2 separate regions of the Homo sapiens genome follow, and region 2 is linked to region 1. The links are chromatin loops, found by intact Hi-C in ENCODE. Cell type or tissue: A673. All regions are shown on one strand. Links, peaks and the distances in the headings refer to the core of each region. The heading gives the core; the rest is flanking DNA.

The links. Hi-C counts contacts between places; a loop is a spot of excess contacts. Peaks named below come from ENCODE experiments on the same cell type or tissue, not always from the same donor. Only the 100,000 strongest peaks of a DNase experiment are listed, where the experiment ranks them.
Region 2: it touches region 1 in a loop (3-fold over the local background); 1 of 110 quality-filtered maps calls a loop at or near these places.

What each region holds. Positions count from the first base shown.
Region 1 is chrX:73,261,681-73,264,597 of GRCh38, forward strand. No RefSeq gene overlaps it. Among named protein-coding and RNA genes, the nearest start is that of NAP1L2, 48 kb to the left of the region's middle. In A673, for the core only: a CTCF peak has its summit at 1,525 (motif pointing left); no DNase peak of the experiment used is centred there.
Region 2 is chrX:73,849,051-73,851,967 of GRCh38, forward strand. XIST (X inactive specific transcript) reads right to left here. Exons shown (of 6, transcript NR_001564.3): 1 at 1-2,917. Among named protein-coding and RNA genes, the nearest start is that of XIST, 2.2 kb to the right of the region's middle. RefSeq lists enhancers at 1,789-1,838, 2,269-2,518, 2,382-2,883. In A673, for the core only: a CTCF peak has its summit at 1,491 (motif pointing left); DNase peaks (open chromatin) are centred at 241, 1,521 and 2,251; H3K4me3 peaks cover 1,360 bases; H3K27ac peaks cover 412 bases.

The DNA of each region.
Region 1 (2,917 bases), core at 99-2,598:
ATAAACAACAATATCCAATTAGTCCTAAAAATTTCCTGAGTTTTTGTTTAGTTTGGGGCAGGGGTAGGGAAACAATTTCCTCCACTCTTTCAGGTCCTATTTTTCATTTACCTGCACTGATTAGGTGGCCTAAGTATTTAACTTCAGGTTCTACATACTGAAGTTTCCCTTTTGAGACCCGCAAACTCTCACATTGCAAGTGATTGAGAATGTGTGTAGAGAAGTCACCTACTCCTTTTATGTCTTTACCAGATATAAGAAGATCATCCATGCACTGAAGCAGACGTATTTGTTTAGGGACTGTAACTTTCTCTAGTACTTGTTCTAGGATCTGACCAAAGAGGTTGGGGGAGTCTGTGAACCCCTGGGGCAAGACTGTCCATCGATATTGTTGTCTCTGCCCCGAATAGGGGTCTTCTGACTCAAAAGCAAATGTATCTCGGCTATCCTCAGCCAAGGGGCATGCCTAGAAGGCATCCTTCAGATCTATCACTATAAACCATTGATGATAATATGGAATTTTGCTAAGAATGGTGTAAGAGTTAGGAACACTGGGGTGAGTGGTCTGGACTGTTTGATTAATAGCTCTAAGGTCTTGCATCAATCGATATGACCCATCTGATTTCTTGACAGGCAGGATTGGGGTATTGTAAGGAGACATACAGGGTTCAAGAAGCCCATCTTTAATGAGACCCTCAATTACAGGCTTTAGCCCTACTCTGCCCGTTAAAGAAATGGGGTATTGCTTTCTCCTTACTATTTCCCCAGGGGTTTTTAGTTTGATATATATTGGAGGGATTTGGAGTTTCCCTCTATTTCCTTCCTTTGACCAGATATCAGGATGAATATATTTCTCATCCTCAGCAGCAAGTAAATGTAGTGAAGTGAGGAATCCTTTAGGGCCCACTTGAAGGCCTATGCCTAGATTTAACACTAGGTCCCTTCCTAATAAATTAGTTCCTGCTTCAGGAATTAATAAAAATTGAATATGGGTAAATCGATCTTGATATCTGACTTCTGTGCTTTCTAAAATTTTTGCCTTAAATCCTTCTCCTTCTACCCCAGAGATGAAAAGTTCTTCTGAAGAGCAGGTGAGACCAGGTGGAGGGAAACAGAGGAGCGTGAAGCCCCTGAATCAACTAGAAAGGTGATAAATTCAGGTTTAGACCCCACATCCAAATTTATCAAGGGCTCCTGGTGGGACTCAAAATAAAAGAGGTGGAGCCCCCTGACTCCCCTATTGTTCCTCAAAAGTCATGAGTGTGAAAGTTTCTCTCTCTCTCTCTAGTGCAGGACACTCCCTCTTGAAGTGGCCTGTTTTTCCACATTGGTAACATATATCTTGTCCTTCTCCCTTCTCAGTCTTAGCATTCTCTGCCCTTGCCCCCCTATACCCCTTAGGGGGCTTATTAGTTGAAGACCTCAGCCCTCCAGATGGAGGCTTGGGCCTTCTTAAGAATGATCTAGGCCCCTTATCATCTCTGGCCCCTTGGAAGCCCTGCTTAGAGATATATGGATTTGGAGCCATCTGCTGGAAGGTAGGTAACATAAGTTTTGTCTTTTGTTTTTGTTTTTCCTCATCTCTTCTGACATATACCGTTTGAGCCTCCCTAAGCAGTTCACTCAGGGGACGGTCCTCCCAATTTTCTATTTTTTAAATTTTCTTGAAATGTCTGGCCAACTTTTAGTAACAAAATGAAGTTTTAACATTCCCTGTCCAAGGGGATTTTCCAGATCAAGGCCTGCATATTGTCTCATTTGCTCCCTCAATCTAAGAATCTAGCATGTCCCTCATCTTTTTCCTGTTGAATATCAAATGCTTTAGAAAGATTTCAAGTTCGGGGTACTGATATTCGAATTCCTTTTGTTATTACCTCCCTTAGATCCTGCATGTTTTCCCAGTGATTTGCATTGTTATTGTCCCACTGAGGGTCGTGGGCGGGAAATTCATGGTCCACAGGAGGAACATTTTGACCCGGAGGGTGCTCACGTTCCCAGACTGCCACAGCAGCCCTCCGAATCATACTTCGTTCTTCCCCTGAAAAGAGGATGCCCCTGATGGACATCAACTCAGCCCAAGTGCCTATGTCAGGCCTTAAAAATTGATCAATTTGATCTGCTACTCCATAAGGGTCATCCAGTAATGGCTTAAGCTCCTTTTTTAAATTCCGGACCTCTGAACTAGTTAAGGGAGCGTTTACAAAGCCAACAGCCCCTCTGCCTTGCGGTACCTCTCTAAAAGGAAAGAAAGTTGGATCTGTCTCTTTGGGTGTAGAGGGAAATACAAAGTTTTGAATATCTTTTTTTACATTGCTCTATTTCACATTGAAGCCCCTTTAAAGATAGATTGGGAGGGGGCAGGCTCACATGACGGTAATTCTGCAGAGTCGGTATTATAAGGGGGGGGGAGGGTGAAATATGAGCAGAAGTATCACAAGCAAAGGAGGGATCCACAGCAGCAGCTGGGAGAATCGAACAGGCTGAGGCGCTGCCTGAAACAGCTGGGAAGTAACCCACAACGGGAGCCAGGGGGACGGCACACGCTGGGGCGTGACCTGACACGGGGACAGGAGGGGAGTGTTAATTTATTAATTGGATTACTGGCTTCAAGATGGAGCTCTTCAAGGAAGAAGGCCAGGAAGACTTGCACTTTCTAGAGCCTAATAAGCAGGCACAACTGGAAGGCAAAACAGATTCCCAATCAGTGTCCCATTTTCATACTGGATCCTGTATTCCCAAAAGAGAAACTCTATGGAACACGACAGTGCAATAATTTTACTGTGTATTTTATTGCAAAGTAACCCAAAGCCAATTAGCCCACTTTGTGATCAGCACATCCTCCCATGGGAGTCATCTCTCAGCAGACGGTGGGGACATTTCCATATTTTCTAGGCGGCAAAGTGCATGCTTCTCTAAT
Region 2 (2,917 bases), core at 113-2,612, 590 kb after region 1:
AGAACTATGGATAATTGGGATTTTACTCAATAATTTAAGAAACTCTTAAATCTCAGGTAGTCAGCGCTGCCTCAAGGCAAATGCAAGGGCGACTGGTAGTCTTCATGATTAATGGGTGAGACAATTAGCAATTACTACTTTGTTCTTTAATTGTCCAAGAACAGCAGGATTCTCCAGAAGCACAGCAAAAAGCGCAGTAGGGTGCCTTTGTTTAATAGGCAAAGCTATGACAATTGGGACTGAGCATTTTAACTGTCCAACAAAAGACGGGTTGTCTGCGACCCCCTGCTGAATGCAAATGGGGTTCAGAGTGCTGTCTAATCCAATGGGTAGGATTATTGGCAATTAGAATTTTACTCAATGCAAAGAGTTTTAGGTGGCCAACACAGTACACAAGAAAAGATCACTACTCAAAATTGGGACTGTGACTACAGAAGCAATGACAGAGAAATGGTTTCTCCTTTAAGGGCAGGGGATCGAGAAAATGATAAGTAACTCAAATTGTGGGCAATAATGCTCTGATAGAAAGCTCTCAATTGACATTCCCTAACTTCAACGTACCGAGTAAGGAAATTCTTTGTCCTGAGATCACAGACAAATGGGATTGTATGCATTAACTGAAAATGGTCAAGGAGTCAGTACTGAAGATCAGCAATGCCAAGGGTAAACGGAATATCCCAGTATAATAGGATAAGCAATGGACAACTTATTTTGAGCACTGAATCAATGAAAATTAGAGTGACTTTCGAGAGAAGCTGGGCGGGACTGAGGAACTAGGACTGGGACTGGGGCTAGGGCTGGGGGGTTAGGGGACTGGGGCTGGGGCAGGGCTGGGGCGGGGTGGGAGTAGGGCTGGGGCTAGACTAGGGGTTTGCTGGGAGCAGGGCTGGGGAGGAACTGGATGCTAGGCAGGCAGGATACAACGAAAAATTGAAATACTCCAATATAATAAGTCTGAATAGAGGACACCAGACCACAGCAATTCAAGTTTCCTGTCTGATAAGTAGGTGATTAGTCAATTAGTGCAGCATCAAGGATGGGAACAAAGCAAGGCCTGGACCTGTGTAAACCTTCAAACACTCTTTTTTACATTAGGTCATGAAGTTAAATTTTTTACTGTTTCTGTGCTACAGACTCTTCAAAGGAAAATAGTTAAGTCAATTTCAAAGAAAATGACCAGCACATTTTTAAAACATTAGAAATGATTTGACTTTGACTATCTACTGCCAAAAAAAGGTTAAGGAATTTGTAATGAGAAGCTAAAAACTTTAAGGAATTTTAAGGAACTCAAAACAAAAACTCATTAAATGTAATTAAAGTGAATTCTACAAATAAAGCCTCTTAATACATTTCTATAATAGTCACTTAAGACTTAAATTCAAACACTAGCAAACCACAAAATCAGACTGTATGACTGACATCCAAAAGATAAATATAAATCAAAATCCGACCCCAGCATTAGCCAAGGGGTAGGTGTTCCTCTTGAGGAAGGCAGGAATTCCTCTTCTGCCACCTGTTGGCCAACGATCATCTGTGATCCATTCTGGTCCTTGCCACGGCTCACCACCATGTCCACACCAAGCAGGCCTGGAGCACTGCCCATGGCAACAGTGCAGTGCAGGGCAGACCAGAGGGGGGTAGGGGGGTAGGGGGGTAGGGGGGTGGGGAGGTGGGGGGTGGGGGGTGGGGGTGGGGAGTTGGGGGGGTTGGGGGGTGGGGGGGGAGGTATACTTAGCCTTAGGTGAGGCACCAATACAGAGGAATGGAGGGAGGTTCAGACCACACAGCCAGATATCCAGCACTGCAAGAGGCAGCACTGGACAGGAGGGGACAAATAAGAGGGGACAGAGGTGGAAAGGCTAAATGTCCTTGAAAAGACCTTGAAAACACCTGGTGTACCGCCCACTGGGAGACATACACGTGGCCCCTCCACTTCTTTCTCCTGACTGGCTAAAGACAGCTGCGAAGTGCCATGCTAATTCACCCAGGTCTTCGCTGAGTAGCTGGACAGTGTGTCATCAGTCTAATTCCATCTTCTGCTCTAATTGGCTGTGATCAATTCCACCCCCATTTCTAATTGGTTGGGTTATGCAGCAATCCAGCACTGTCCATCCCACCTTTTCTCCCGCTCTGCGTGGCACTAGGCGGCAAAACCCGCCATCTTTAACAATGCGGCAAGCCCGCCATGATGTCCACGTGACAAAAGCCATGATATACATATGACAACGCCTGCCATATTGTCCCTGCGGCAAAACCCAACACGAAAAGCACACAGCAAAGACAAAGAGGCCCGCCATGTTTTACACTGCGGCAAGACCTTCAGCCGCCATCTTTTCCTGTGTGACCGCACATGTCCACCACCATGCTAACCACTTAACAAAGCCTCGCCCATCATGATGTGGCCTTCCCGCCACTTGAACACTGCGACAGAACTGGATCCGCCATTTTGGACAACCTAACAAAGCACAGCCCGCCATGCTGAGCAATGCCGCAATGTCAAAATCGCCATTTTAAGCCCTGCACCTTAGTCTTTCCTAACCTTCCATTTTTAACTAGTCCCTTGTACTGATAAAAGATGATTCTTACTGCCTCCCGATACAACAATCACGCAAAGCTCCTAACAAGCCCCAAATCAATTCATTCAGATAGGTTTAGCTCATGCAATGCACATGACTTCCTCTGCCTGACCTGCTATCATCCATCTTGCCTCCCTAGTTTAACTTAGCACAAACGACTAGCCCTAAGCCGAGTTATGCGGCAAGTCTAAAATGGCGGCCACTTTTCCTCCACAATCTGAACACGCCCTTAGCTTAACTGCAGAGTCATTCTCTGCCAAAGCGGTAGGTACACTCACACACCACCAAATGATCAGCAGCAAAAAAAAGTGTAGATATTCCAGAGAGTGCAACAACCCACA